Linked DNA regions of Homo sapiens: region 1 is linked to region 2. A link is a contact called in ENCODE Hi-C data. All regions are on one chromosome and are shown on one strand. The core of a region is the stretch at or near the end of the contact, and the rest is flanking DNA. Distances in the headings are between cores, read along the strand shown.

Region 1 (7,249 bases), core at 4,556-7,055, 370 kb before region 2:
GGGAATATGTGTGGAAATGAATTCTCAAGGTGCTCAAACAAATGTATTCAGCACAAGTACATTCACCAAAGATTATGTATTTGATCAACTAATTCAAGCAGCTACAAGTGGTTTTGATTGACATTAGGATGATTTTCCTGAAACCTAGACATGACAGTAGATAATACTAAATGAAGTTGGCATGCCAGAAAAAGAAAAACAGCCTTGATTGGGTGCAGTGGTTCACACCTGTAATCCCAGCACTTTTGGATGTTGAGGCAGGAGAATTGCTTGAGCCCATGAGTTCGAGATCAGTGTGGGCATCATAGCAAGACCCCGTCTCTACAACAAAATTAAAAATTCACCAGAGACTGAGGTAGGAAGATAGCTAGAGCCCACGGAATTGAGGCTGCCATGAGCTGTCATAAAATCACTGTACTCCAACCTGGGTGACAAAGCAAAACTCTGTCTCTATAAAATAATTTTTAATAAAATTTTAATCTTGGTATAATAAACAAGAAGATATATAGAGAACTAATAATATAAGAATACCAAAATGGATGAGTCATATTCATCTTCACCCATCCTCTAACTTGTCCTTCAAGGGCACGTGACACTTTGTTCACCATAGCCTTGGGAAATACACTGGCAAGAAGACTGCTAGCATCTCTGAAAAGCACTTAAGTGGTTCTTTCCTAATGCCAGGACACTGGTAGGAGACACTGCAGTGAAATGAGCTCTTATATTTCCTTGGTGATAGCAGGATCCTGAGATGGCGGAGACTCAGGAGCCCTGATGAAATGCCAACAGAAAACGGTAATACCTACCACAACAAAAAGAAGGGCCAGGGTGAAAATTGCAGTGGCTGACTTAAGTGGGCTTTTCCACAGAGGATAATTGACCATGAGGTCCATAGCACCAAAATAAATGAGTAGACTACCAAAGTGCATCTTGATGCTGTAACTAAGTCTCCAGGCTGGTGAATAGAGGCCTAACAATCACATATCTCACAGATACAGAGCTCCTTAGCTGAGGAAGAATCTGCAGGTCCTTGAGGAGGGCTTTGCAACACACAAGCATTTACTGTGAATCTTTTCCCTAAACTTCAAAGAGAATCTGTGGCACTGGGGACTCTTAGTCACTTGCTGAAGCTAACTTTAAAACTTGGTCACCCTAAGCACCACAGGTGTTTCACCTGTGAGAGAGGGTCATATGCAAGTCTGCTGATGAATATTGATCAATTCTGAACCAAGAACATTTTATTGTAGTCTGGGTGGAATCTCACAATTAGAGATTATTTCCCCTTTTCTTGGATATGGCATTGCTGGCTCATCAGCTGACAGAATTCCCTCCCTGGCTTCTTAATTTAGGGGCCAATAAAGTGGTGAATCTTAAGCCAGTCAGACCCAGGATTCAGATTTTTTTTTTTTTTTTTTAGATGGAGTCTCCCCCTGTGGCCCAGGCATGATCTCGGCTCACTGCAACTTCTGCCTCCCGGGTTCAATTGATTCTCCTGCCTCAGCCTCCCAAGTAGCTGGGATTACAGGTGTACACCACCATGCCCGGGGTTTCACTACATTGGCCAGGCTGGTTCTCAAATTCCTGACCTTGTGATCTGCCCACCTCAACCTCCCAAAGTGCTGGGATTACAGGCGTGAGCCACTGTGCCCAGCCTCCTTCAGACATTTTATACAGCCTGCTTTACTTTCCTGAAATAAAATTCATAGATAATAACATACAAACCTAAGTTTTTAAAGGACAATAGAATGGCCTAACAGTAATATGAAGAAAAAAACAAAAGAAATAGAAGGAAATACTTAGGCATGATTGCATTAGAAGTCATAATGAATTACTCAGATGCTTGTTCCATTCACTGTACTCCAGCCTGGGTACAGGGTACATAGTATCCTATGAATGCTACAGCTGCCAGTGTAGACCAATGCATGTGTGTTGTGTTGGCAACCCAAGTGCCACAAGTGCCATTACCTTCAAAGATGTGATTTTGCTAAGTGGTGTGAAACTCTTGAAAAATTCCAAACAAAGTAAGACCAAACCCCAATTTGCATGGGAGTTCCACTACAGGAAAATTTGAAGAATATTGAAACAATGGAAGCACAATAGCATTCCATGAAAGATGGAGTTAGGTCTTAGTCGATGGAATATCTGGAATGCTACTGCAATTTGTACAGCAGTAGGATGATTCTCTCTTGCTTAGGTCTGTCTTGTATATGACATCCCTGGCCCTTATCCACAAAATCTAGCAGCACAGATAATCATTGCAGTAATGAGAAATGTACCCACAAATTTCCAAAATGTCCTTTCAGATGATACCACCCACATTGAGGACAAGTGCATGGAGTGAGTGCCATTACAGCAAGACAGGGCAGCTGGAAGCTCCTGGTGGTCTCTGTCACTACCAAAATGGTAAATCTCAAGGGCTGGTGTCTTCCTCCAAACCTGAAAATTGCAAAGGGCAAGATTCTTTAGAATATGAACTATATGATGTCAAGAACCTTTGTTTGTTCATTTATGTGTTTCAGGTCTAAAATAGAACCTGGCACTTCGGCATTCAATATCTATTTGTGAAACAAATGAATAGACAATTCCATTTAAGCATTCAGTTTAGTCTGTGCATAAGACATGTGGTTCTTAGAGAATTAGTGGTTACACGTTAGCTTCCTCAGTTGGTTGCTCTACTTGAAAATACGGTTTTAGCTGTGCTATTCTTCTTGAAGCAAATACATGTAGACCTTAGCAGCTCATATATAACTTTTAATCTAAGAAAACATGTTTTTCTCTATGTAAATTTTCAAAAGCAGAAAGGACCAGAAGCAGTTTGCTACAATCTGGAAGACAGCAGAGTGCACCTTTACTATCTTGCCTCAGAATCATACAAAATCTCTAGCTCTGTGCCAAAATTAATCCAAAAAAAGTCATTATATCCTCCCACAGTTCATTGTGGTGGCTGTCTGTATGGATGACATCATGATGATATGATCTGGAAATCAAGATCCAGATAAATTATCCTGGAAACCATGGAAATATATCTATATATGACAGAGTGGAAGATAAATCCCATAAAAATATAGGAAAGTGTCAACTCAAGGAATCTTACAGGACCTCATATCAGCATATTCTTTCCAAGAGGAAGGGCAAGTGGCTGTGCAACAAGCCTCCTATCACAAAAAAAAAAGGCATAATGCTCATGGGGCTTCTCAGTGTATTGGAGGCAATAATAAAAGATGGCACAGTCCAAAATGAGAGGTCCACGACCAGGATTCCAAGCATACTATGCAAAGTGATCATGGCTACCCTTGTCTCCCTAATTCCTGTGTCTTTTCACCGTTCCATAAGCCACCTGAATATCCTTTTATCACAACATGTTCTACTTACATTAGCCAGAGTTGATTTCTTACATTTGCATGCAAGAACCCTCATAAGTACAGTTTCCAAATTGAAGAACAGCAAAAATTACAGTTACAATAAATTCACTATCATAAAGAAGTATTTATATAATAGTAAGTAAAAATAGCAAGATACAAAATGTTATGCACATAAATGAGTACAATAAATATAGAAACTGCATAGAAAACATTGGAAGGAAATATATCAAACTGTTGAGTGGTTTCCTCTGATAATGGGAAAATAGATGATTTTTCTTTTTCTTTCTATGTCCATTTATTTCCAATTTTCTATAATGAATACCTAATTCATTTATAATAGAAAATGCTTATCTTGTAAAAATCAGGTTAGCAGGAAGATAATAAAACCTGCAAAGACTCCATATATTAGACACTGTTAATGTTTTTGCATGCTAAGCTAGACTAAAATCCCTTTTCATAAAAAAAAAAAAAAAAAAAAAAAAAAAAAAAAAAACTTGTTAGGATAAACGAACCAGTACAGAAGAGTTCTTTGAGCTCATTAAAAGTCACACGTAGCATTCCTCTCAGGAGCTGCATTTATTACTCTCCCTGCCCAGCTGACGGAAATCACCAAACAGGTCTATGAAAAAGGAAGTAAAAAAGGTACCTTCAAATGAGAGACCAGAGCCTAGAAACTTGCTGTATTCGTTTCCTACCACAAACTCAATTCTTAAAACCATACACATTTATTATGTTACAGTTCTGAAGGTCAGAAGTCTAAATGGGATCTCAGCAGGGCTATGCTTCTTCTGGAGGCTTTAGGGAAGAATTAGTTTCTTTGCTTTTTCCAGCTTCTAGAGGCTGCCTGCATTACTGAGTTCACGGCTCTTCCTCACATGACTCAGACCTCTCTTTCCATCACTACATTTTCTTATCTGACTCTAACTCTACAGCCTCCCTCTTCAAAGGACCCTTGTGATTACAGTGGGCCAATCTAGGCAATCTAGGATAACTCCCCATCTCAAGAGCTTTTACTTAATCATATCTGCAAAGTCCCTTTTGCCATGCAGGATAACATATCCATAGGTTTCAGGAATTAGAATGTGAATATCTTGGGGGAAATAGTGCATTATTCTGTCTACTACACTTTGCTTTTCAAAACCGTAGTGATCAAATGAAAGACGCATTGCCTTCCTGGAATAGTGGAGGAATATGACTCAATCCTTTCAGGGCAGTTCCCCCACTGCAGGTCCCCAGCCTGGCTGGTCCCAGCAGGTGAGGGGCTGATAAAGGAGTTGAGCTGACCGCCCCTCCCCAACCCTCAAACAGGGCTTTATGATATTGCATTTTAAAAAGAGATTTATTGATGATTTTTTTTAAGTTTGAAGACCACTGTGCTCCTTGAAAATGCTCGGGCAGACTGAGAAAATCTTGATTTTTTGTTGTTGTGACTTCATTAGACTAGCCTATTTCCTTCATAATATCTGCCAGACTGGAGAATATTCCACATTTACGTGGTAACTCCTCCCAACAAATTATTTTATATCTGCCCAACAGAGAAGCAAAGTATAAGACATGAGTCGTAATGCAATTATAAGGCATCTTGGGAAAGGAAATAAAAGAAGAAAATGAAAGCCGAACTTTATTCTGGGATGGCTTTTGCTTAATATCAGCAACAGTATATCAAAACAACTAAAAAATCCCCTTTTCACACAATTTTTTTTACCATATATCGCCAGTTTGGTGGAGTTGGGGAGAAATTTTGTATGTTGTGTGTGTTTTACGTTGTAACAGGCTGTTGTTTCAAGAACTACATTGGTGTATGATGTCATGATTTACAAAATGTTTCACACACATTATTTGTGGGTATACATTGTTTAATGCATTTAATAGAATAAACATTCACTTTTAACAATATCTTTGTCTCTATTAACATTTCAGCTTAGCATCAAAGTGGTATGATGGTAATTGTTTAACAACTGGCTCCTTCTTCCACATACCCCTCCCCCTCAGAAAAAGCCCTGACTGAAGATTTCCATATGTAAACATCCCTGCCATAGTTGATTGCAAGCTACCAATGCATCGCTCAAATAGGAGTCAGGATGTGCACAATCAGCTCTTGCAAGTAAATTGGAGTGAGCTCCAGAATATCACTCAGTTTAACATTCAAGCTTCCTGTTTGTGGAGACGGATCCCTAGAAGGCTTAACTAGCAGAAAAACATCACCCTTGGAAGAAACATCGCAGTGATACTATGAAGCCCAAACCAGTTTTCACAGGAGTTATGTGATGTAGTGGATACAGTGTTCCGCCAAGTTGCTCTCAGGTCCTCTTTGCTGTTTCTGGCTTCAGTGTGCCTTAACCTCCAACAAATGACACTTGTTACTCTGCTTTGGAAGCAGCCCTCAAGGCTCTGAACATGCTGGCTCCGCCCTTACGTGGTGCTCAGCCAATGACTGATTGGGGGCGGGACCAAGCAAGCCCAGCTGCCTCTCTTACGTGCTTCCCTGCGGGGTTAGAATCCTGAGACTTAGCTTGGAATCACACCCTCGGTTCCCTCACTCTTTTCTGTTTGTCCAAAGAGTGTTTCTCCAGCAAATCACTCACACATGAATCCTCATCTCAAGGTCTGCTTCTGATGCTAAACTATTAAATCGACAGAAATGTGAGGAGTTCTTACTCATGTTTTCTAAAGCTCTGGCTCCGGGGTGTTCCCAAGATAATAGAGGGCTGTTTGATCATCCTACCACTTTCTGATGACTCCCAAGCATGGGAGTGGCATTTCAAAAGATGCACAGTGAGAAAGGTATGCCATAATATGGGGGAATTCTACTTATATCATAAACTAACTAGATCTTTTCTGGCTAAGAAAAAAGGATCTCTGCTCTCTGTGGAAAAGATTCCATTTGTTTTTGGAAACGCATCCTGTAACTAAGTGGAAAGATCCACTGTGCTTGTAAAGATGATGCCAACTGAACAATCTGTAACAAGAAATGTCTACGTAACAAAGCAAAGGAAAGACACAGGTATTGACGCCTGGAGACTCTCTTTGGTTTCACACACACACACAAAACGAAGAACCCAGAGGAATGTTTGTGTTCCCAGACTAAAACATAAAAATCCTACTACCAGAAAATTTTTAAAAGTTCTTCACAACCGGGGATGAGCATTCTTTCACTGTGTAAAGCACACACCTGTTGGTATCCTTACTTGACTGACTGAAGAAATGTGGGTGAAATAATGCCTTTACTTTCTGTGCAAATCATAAAACTGAAATAGGGTGAAATACACTGTGTGATTAGAAAATGGGAAATACAGAAGACCCTTTTACATTCTCATCTGTCAGGCTTTCATTGTCCTCTGGAAGAGGAAATGTTAAATTCTCATATAGCTTCTAAAGAACAGATAAATGCAGTCCAAAAATAAAGCAGTTGCTTCTAGGCAAGGATAAAAATATGAATAAATTGGAAATATTGCAGAAGTTTGTAATTTGTGTTTGCACATGAATTACCATAATTATTGAAAAAAAGCAGTCCAAACATAAATTCTGAAGCCATGCATTCTCAGACACCTTGCAAATTACCATCTAAAGATAGAGCATAAGGGGTTAAATCTTGAGACATTCTTTTTTATTTTACTGATGTAAAATCACTCCACCTAATTATAAAGTTTTCCCATTTGAGGAAAGCAATGATTTCAAAGGAAAGATCTTTAAAGTGCCACAGATTGGAAATAGATTAGCAAGGAACATAAATTGATAGAAAAATTTTAATATCATGCTAACTTTGTACATAATGGTGATGAGGAAAAGAACTGCAAAAGGGTGCCAAGGTTGTAAAATTAATTACAGACTTTATTTACATAAAATATTACATATGGAGGCAAAGATATGACAGATTGTTATGAACT
Region 2 (7,382 bases), core at 3,838-6,337:
AGAAATCAAGTTAGTAGTATATGTATAGTTATGTGCTGCATAACAATGTTTTGGTCAATGATGGATGGTATACCTAACAGTGGTCCCATAAAATTATAATGAAGCTGAAAAATTCCTATTACCTAGTGATGTCTTGATGATCCTGATCTTGTGTGGGCCTAGGCTAATGTGTATGTTTGTCTTAGCTTTAAAAAAAAGTCTAAAAAGGAAATAAATAAACAAATAAATAAATAAAAGCTTACAGAATAAGAATAGTTTGTTATGGTTGTAAAATATGTTTGTGTTTTAAGCTAAGTGTTATTATGAAAGGCTCAAAAAGCTAAACAAAATTAAGTTTATGAAGTAAAAATGTTATGGTAAGCTAAGGTTAACATTACTGAAGAAAGAAAAGTATTTGTTATAAACTTAGTGTAACCTAAATGTGCAGTGCTTAGAAAGTCTACAGTAGTTTACGGTAATACCCTAAGCCTTCACATTCACTCACCGCTCACTGACCCAATTGGAGCAGGTTCCAGTCCTGCAAACTCCATTCCATGGTACATGCCCTATACAGGTGTATCATTTTCTACCTTTATGTATTATATTTTTACTGTGCCTTTTCTATGTTTATATATACAAATATCACTACGTTACAGTTGCCTACAGTCTGCATTACGGTAACATGCTGTACAGTTTTGTAGCCTAAGAGCAACGGGCTATGCCACATAGCCTCAGTGTGTAGTAGGCTACACCATCTAGGTTTGTGTAAGTACACTCTATGATGTTCGCACAGCGATGAATGCCTAACGATGCATTTCTCAAAACATATCCCCCTCATGAAGTGACAGTGACTGTAGTTTAAAAAAAAGAAAAACGACTGAAAGAGTTCTCTCAATCATGTAACTATAGAATGCATATAATTTAAGGTCATCATAGTATTAACTTTCCAAAAATATCCCCCAAAGAGTAGTTTTAATTCCATCAATTTAAAATAAACAGTATAAAAAAATTCTCATCTACAAATATATTCTATAGATTGAATTGTCCAATACAACAGCTACTAGCCACATGTGCCTATTTAGATTTAAATTAATGAGGACCTAATAAAACTAAACTTCCTTAGTCACACTTAGCACATTTTAAAAGCTCAATAACCACATGTGGCTACCGGCTGTCATATAGGACAACACAAATATAGAACATTTCCAATACTAAAGAAAGTTCAATTGGAGGGCAGTGTTCTATACACTGATCACTGATTTTTAATGAGTTATTTTAGCCAAAACAAAACCAAAAGATGGCTACCAAAATCAAATCTATTTAAAGCTGATGATTAAGAAGTCACAGAAGTGACTAATTTGAATCCAATTTATTAAACCTGTGTATTTGAGAAATGTTTTACCATTTCAATCAGGAAAATAACACAAAGTAGCAAAAGTTCTTTCCTTTCATATCAGCAAGCAGCCCCTTCCAACTGGTCTGTTATTCTGTCCATTAATCTAGACTAGAATTTTTTAAATAGTGCTACATATAACCATGCCTTTGGTGTTAAAAGGAGTAGACAAAAAGGGTTCCACAGTTAAATAAATTTAGGAAAAACTGTAATATCATACCATCATTTAAAAGAAATGAAACTTCTGTACACTTGAACAATGCAGAACTAAAACCTATCTGTAAGACTATTAACAAAAAAGGTAGTTGGAAAAAAAAAGCCTCTATGTAAAAAGGATACCTATAGGTAGAAGGGGTCCTTTTCTATTCTCACTCCCTGGAAGTCTCCAAAGTCCAGACTATGAAATTTCTTTCCAACCTCTAGGGCCATCCTCCCAGCTCCAACCTGTGTGAGAACCACTTTTTCTCTAAGTAAAATACAAAGGGAATAATCCCACTGCACAGGACTAAAGAGGCTTCAAAATGAATACCATTAGAAAAATTATTTTTGGCTAGATCAACCAAAAAGCTTAAATACTGGGTGCTTTTGTTATGTATATCTTTATTCACTAACTAGAAAGGGCCAATATGCTTTTTAGTTTTATCAACTTCAAACCAGCTCAAACTAACTCCTAGCAAAAAACATGCTTTGTCAATGTGCAAAAGTCTAAAGCCACTTAAAAAAAATCCATCAACAAAAACATAACAAAATTCTTTAATCTTATTTAAATATTAAAAAATCTATTTTATGTGGTTCATCACTGGTCTTAAAATTTATTGTAGTTTATAAATCAATTATAGAAATATGAGTACTGACTGCTAATTATTTTATAGTACTTATAGCAATGATAAACCTAGCAAGAAATGAGATGTAATTAGCTGAAAAATCAATGATACCTATATTAAGAATTAATTATGACCACAGACTAATCTTAAATTATAAAAAAGTTTAGAATAGGTAATGACAAACCATTATTTACAAATATTTGTTTTTGTTTACAAAAATTTGTTTTTGACTAATAAAACAATTTTTAACTTCTTTTAAAACTTCTTTAAATATTATTTTGAAAAGTCTATCCTGATGAAGTATTACAAAGCAGCACAAAAGATTGTGGTTCTAGTGTAATTATCCTTTGCCTTTCTGGGAAGAGTGGTAACCAGATATAGTAAATAGCTGCTCTGATTAGCAAAGAGTGTAGAAAAAGGCAGAATTCAGCTCAAACAAAACACTGTGGAAGTTAAGACTGCATTTTTATTTTATGTAAAGTCGGAAGGTTTTTTTTTAAGCTTTAGGAATTCAGCAATAGCAGCACTTACATATTCAAATTTTTTATCAAGCTCCAACTCTATGCTAAGTTTTGTGCTCATTATGTTAGACCAGTTTCAAAGTGCAGTCCCCAAATGAGCAGCAGCATCATCACATGTTAGAAAAGCAAATTCTCAGGCTCAACCTCAGACTACTAGATCTGGAACTCTTAGATAAGGCCCAGAAATATACTTCTTATTTTTTAAGCAACCTTTTCAGATTATTCTGATGGATTCTAAAGTTTGAAAACCAGTGTTAGACTAAAAAATTGAAATCAATAAGATACGGAATCTGCACTCAAGGTGTCATGTTGACCATATACCCACTCATTTTTCTTGCTAGCTTTGAACATGTTATTGTTTTAAAATCTCTTACATCTGACAGAAAATCAGCAACACAGGTGATTACTACATATGGCCAAAAATATTTTTCACACCATTCTAAAAAACACCCACTGAAGTCATAAAAATAGTGCTAAGATGATGGCATGAATATCACCAATAGGATAACTAAGTAATGGAGGAGGGAGTAGCTTTCCTAAGAATGTAAATACGCTCTCCTGCACATGAACCTATAGATTTGAAGTACCATTTCTTATTTGTAAGACAGCAAACACACAATAACTACCTCTGACTGAATGAATCCTGACCTACCAGAAATTGTTTATTGAATTTCACAGCCCTCACATGCTCTGGGGTCACTTGTGTCATTTCTATGCCATTTCCTACCAGTCCAGACCTAATGTTCATAATTGTATAATCAATAGTTGATACTAGTAATAAAGACTTTTCCTGTCCACTTAATTCCATATTATTATATTTAAACCCGGTAACAGTAAAATACTATTGATTCTAATCAAAGGCAACTAATAAGTATCAGTGTCTGTTATGTCATAGATACTGTGCTAGAAGCTTAACATGGATTGTTTCATATAATCCTCATTGCAATAGGCTATGTTGACAATAATAGTTGTCCCCCAAAAGCTGTTAGAATTCCAATAGCATGGAAAAGTTTTCCCTTAGTTTATACTGGTTCCTAACAATATGGTATCTCCCATATCAATCATTCATTTATTCATTCATTTATACAAAACAGTATACCTTAAGAGGCATACTGCTTTCTCATACCATACCGTAAACTATGACCTAATTTTAAACTATAACTCTATGATCTTAATTGGTTTTTTTTGTTTGTTTTTGAGATGGAGTCTCGCTCTGTCGTCCAGGCTGGAGTGCAGTGGTGCGATCTCGGCTCGCTGCAAGCTCCACCTCCCGGGTTCACGCCATTCTCCTGCCTCAGCCTCCCGAGTAGTTGGGACTACAGGCGCCCACCACCACACCCGGCTAATTTTTTGTATTTTTAGTAGAGACGGGGTTTCACCATGTTAGCCAGGATGATCTTGATCTCCTGACCTCATGATCTGCCCACCTCGGTCTCCCAAAGTGCTGGGATTACAGGCGTAAGCCACCGCGCCCGGGCGATCTTAACTGTTAAGGCATAATGTCTCTAACGTAAAAATGTCTTTCTCAGTAAATTCTGTTTAATATTATCACAGGAATTTTTCATAGAAAATTGATACAAGATATAACAGGTTGAGAACCAATGTATAAGTCAATGTACAAAACCAACACAGGTCAGGGGACCAGAGTAAGAGTGTTATTCCAAATAAATACAACCTATTTCACAATTTTACCTAGAGTGTGCTTAGGGGCAAAGGCATGAGAAAGCAATGAAGAAAAACAGGTTAATTTTGTTTCCAGCTAAATGTTTCTCGTAAAGGGAAGAAAACTGAGTATCAGGGTAACGGGGGTATGGGAAAGGCCTTTCGCTGTATACTTTCTACTTTTGAAACAAATGAACACATAACGTATTAAAATTAATAAGTAGAATTTTGACTTTGGTAATTTTAGAGATGGTATTTGAAACTAATGAATAAAATGTTAAATATTTTAGTTATGGGTTAAAATCTTTCATTAATATAACTGAGTATATTCCTTTAGCAACCAAAGAAATTACTCCCTAAACCAGGAACATGACTAATTTGGTGTGAACTATTCAACTCTAGGATTCTACAATCCTCTGTCTCATAATTAGATGATGGCTGAGAGAAAAAGTAAAGGTGATCTCAACAGCCAGTCAGGGGCCAGCTCCATAAAAAATAATTTAGACCCCTAGAATGCAATCTAAGAGGCAAAAACAGTCAAATCTTCAGTCTTGCTTCCATTTCATGAAGAAGTCCCCCAGCCCCTAAAATGTTTCAGCAACTGCTGTTTCTTAAATATATTTCAAAAGCAAGCCCTTTGACAAGGGCACAGGAAACTCAGACAGCTGTATAAAGTGTGACTTTTGGTCAGGAAATGAATTTCTGATCAGAGTGATAAAACTGAAAGTTATTTTTTATATCAGTAAGTATTTGAGGTGCATCATCTGTTCCTTTGACTAAAGTCCTCCCTAACCAAGCTCCTTTCAGGAATGGAGGAAAAGGCTAGGTACTTTAAATATGACGTCAACAGAAAAGAATATATATGTTTTAGTTCAGAGTTAGTTAACTTTATTGAATGTTGCCTAAAGCCAAATGCTAACTACTTAGTCTGGATCTGTTTCTTAAAAACAAATAAAAACAAATAGATTTCTAGGGAAAGATGCTGACATAGAGGCAGGATCATAAAACTCCATAGACTGAAGTCTAATGAGATTAAGAGAAACTGCTTTATGTGCTTTTGGCATGTCTCATGTTTCACAGTTTAACTTTTAAAAATTAATTTAAAACAATAAAATACCAAATATAATAATACCATCACCTGGAGAAAGGGAAGTATCAGTATATGTAATTTTATTTAAGATCTAACCATCCCATCTCTCACCTCTCAGAGAATACAAGTTTTGAAATCTCTCCCTGATATCAACCAAGAGACCAAGTGCCATGGAAGAAATTAAGAAAATTTTCTAAAGTGCTACAATCCAAAAACATACTAGGCTAGTAAGTAAGTTACTTAGGTAAAATCCTTTCAGACCCAAGTGACAGAATTCAGATGATATTTATACTGTGTTATGCTAGAGCACAGAGGAAGGAAATCTTGCAAAACCTGTTTATGAAGCAAGTGTAAAAATACTCTAAGGCTCATGAAAAAAAATTAAGAACTCATTGCTGAATAATAAACAAATATAGAATTAACAAACATATTCACTGATGAAATGGCATTTTCCACATAAATTATTATTCCTGATTAAAACAAGAAAAACCATTAGTAAAATAAGCATGTGTACTCTACGTATAACAAACACACATGCTTCACAGCAAATGTCAGTATACCTTGTCCAGTGAGTAAACTAGATACATTACCATTAGAGTCAAGAAAGAGGCCAAGGCAGCCGGGTACAGTGGCTCACATCTGTCATCTCAGCACTTTGGGAGGCCGAGATGGGTGGATCACCTGAGGTCCACCTGAGGAATTTGAGACCAGCCTGACCAACATGGTGAAACCCCGTCTCTACTAAAAAATTAAAAAATTAGCTGGGCATGGTGGCGGGCGCCTGTAATTCCAGCTACTCGGGAGGCTAAGGCAGGAGAATCACTTGAACCTAGAAGGTGGAGGCTGCAGTGAGCCAAGACAGTGCCATTGCACTCCAGCCTGGGCGACAGAGCAAGACTCCGTCTCAAAAAAAAAAAAAAAAGTCAAGGCCTTCAGTACCATAACTGTTAGTTTACATGGTTCTCGGAGTGGCAACAAATGCAATTCCAAAAGAGGACACATACCAAGAAATAAATAACGAAAAGGATGTAGAATTACTATTTGGATGATCGTACAGCCGAAAAACCAAAGAAAATTACCTAAAAATTACTAGAAACAAGAAAAGTCAAGTTGAAGATGTCCTGTATGTAAATTAGATATTAAATATCCTAATTACAACAGCAACCAAAAAAGACAAAATATTTAGATATAAGTTTAACAAGAAATGTGTTGTTCCAATAAGAAGTTGTAAAATATTCTGAAGGGCAAACATAATACTTGAATGAATAAAAAGATATACCCCTTTCTTGGATAAGATTCAATATGGTAACAATTCCCCTGAATTCATATTTAATTGTAATATAAAACATTTTGAGGAATTGTACAAATTATAAAATTAACTGAGAAAAATAAATACGCAAGACTAGCCATACAAATTATTAAAATGAATTACTAAGCAATACAAATTAAAATCATTCAGTATTAAAAAAGATATTAATGGTATATAGTATAGCATAGAGAAGCCAGAAAGAGATCCAAATAAGAATGGAAATTTATGATATAACAATATCTCAAATCAGCAGGGAAAAGATAAACTCTTTATCAACTGTTAGTCACTTTGAAAAATAAATAAAGCTGGATATCACCTCATGCCTTCCATCAAAATAAACTCCAGAAATATCAAAGACACAAATATGTAAAAAGAAACATAAAACTATTAAAAGAAAATATAGTTTAAATGAAATTTTTTAACTTGGAGTGGAAAAAATCTTTCCCAATTATGGCATAATGCAAAAAGCCACAAGGCACAGACCACTGTGATAAATACAGCAGCCAGAAATAAACCCTAGCATATACGGTAAATTGATTTTTGATAAGGGTGTCGAGGCCATTCAATGGGAAAAGGACAGCCTTTTCAACAACTGGTGCTGGGA

Evidence for each region. Hi-C counts contacts between places; a loop is a spot of excess contacts on that map.
Region 1: a loop to region 2 is called in a map with no recorded cell type, with 2.5 times the contacts of the local background. The contact joins two enhancer-like sites. A Hi-C loop is called at or near these places in 1 of 37 single-sample maps with no recorded cell type.

Annotation. Positions count from the first base shown.
Region 1 is chr7:8,388,612-8,395,860 of GRCh38, reverse strand. No RefSeq gene overlaps it. Among named protein-coding and RNA genes, the nearest start is that of NXPH1, 41 kb to the left of the region's middle. Within about 2 kb of position 5,805, at least 2 of the 41 ENCODE cell types and tissues checked have a DNase peak (open chromatin) inside an H3K27ac peak, as active enhancers do.
Region 2 is chr7:8,013,001-8,020,382 of GRCh38, reverse strand. All of the region lies in intron 2 of GLCCI1 (glucocorticoid induced 1), which reads right to left. Among named protein-coding and RNA genes, the nearest start is that of GLCCI1, 48 kb to the right of the region's middle. Within about 2 kb of position 5,087, at least 4 of the 41 ENCODE cell types and tissues checked have a DNase peak (open chromatin) inside an H3K27ac peak, as active enhancers do.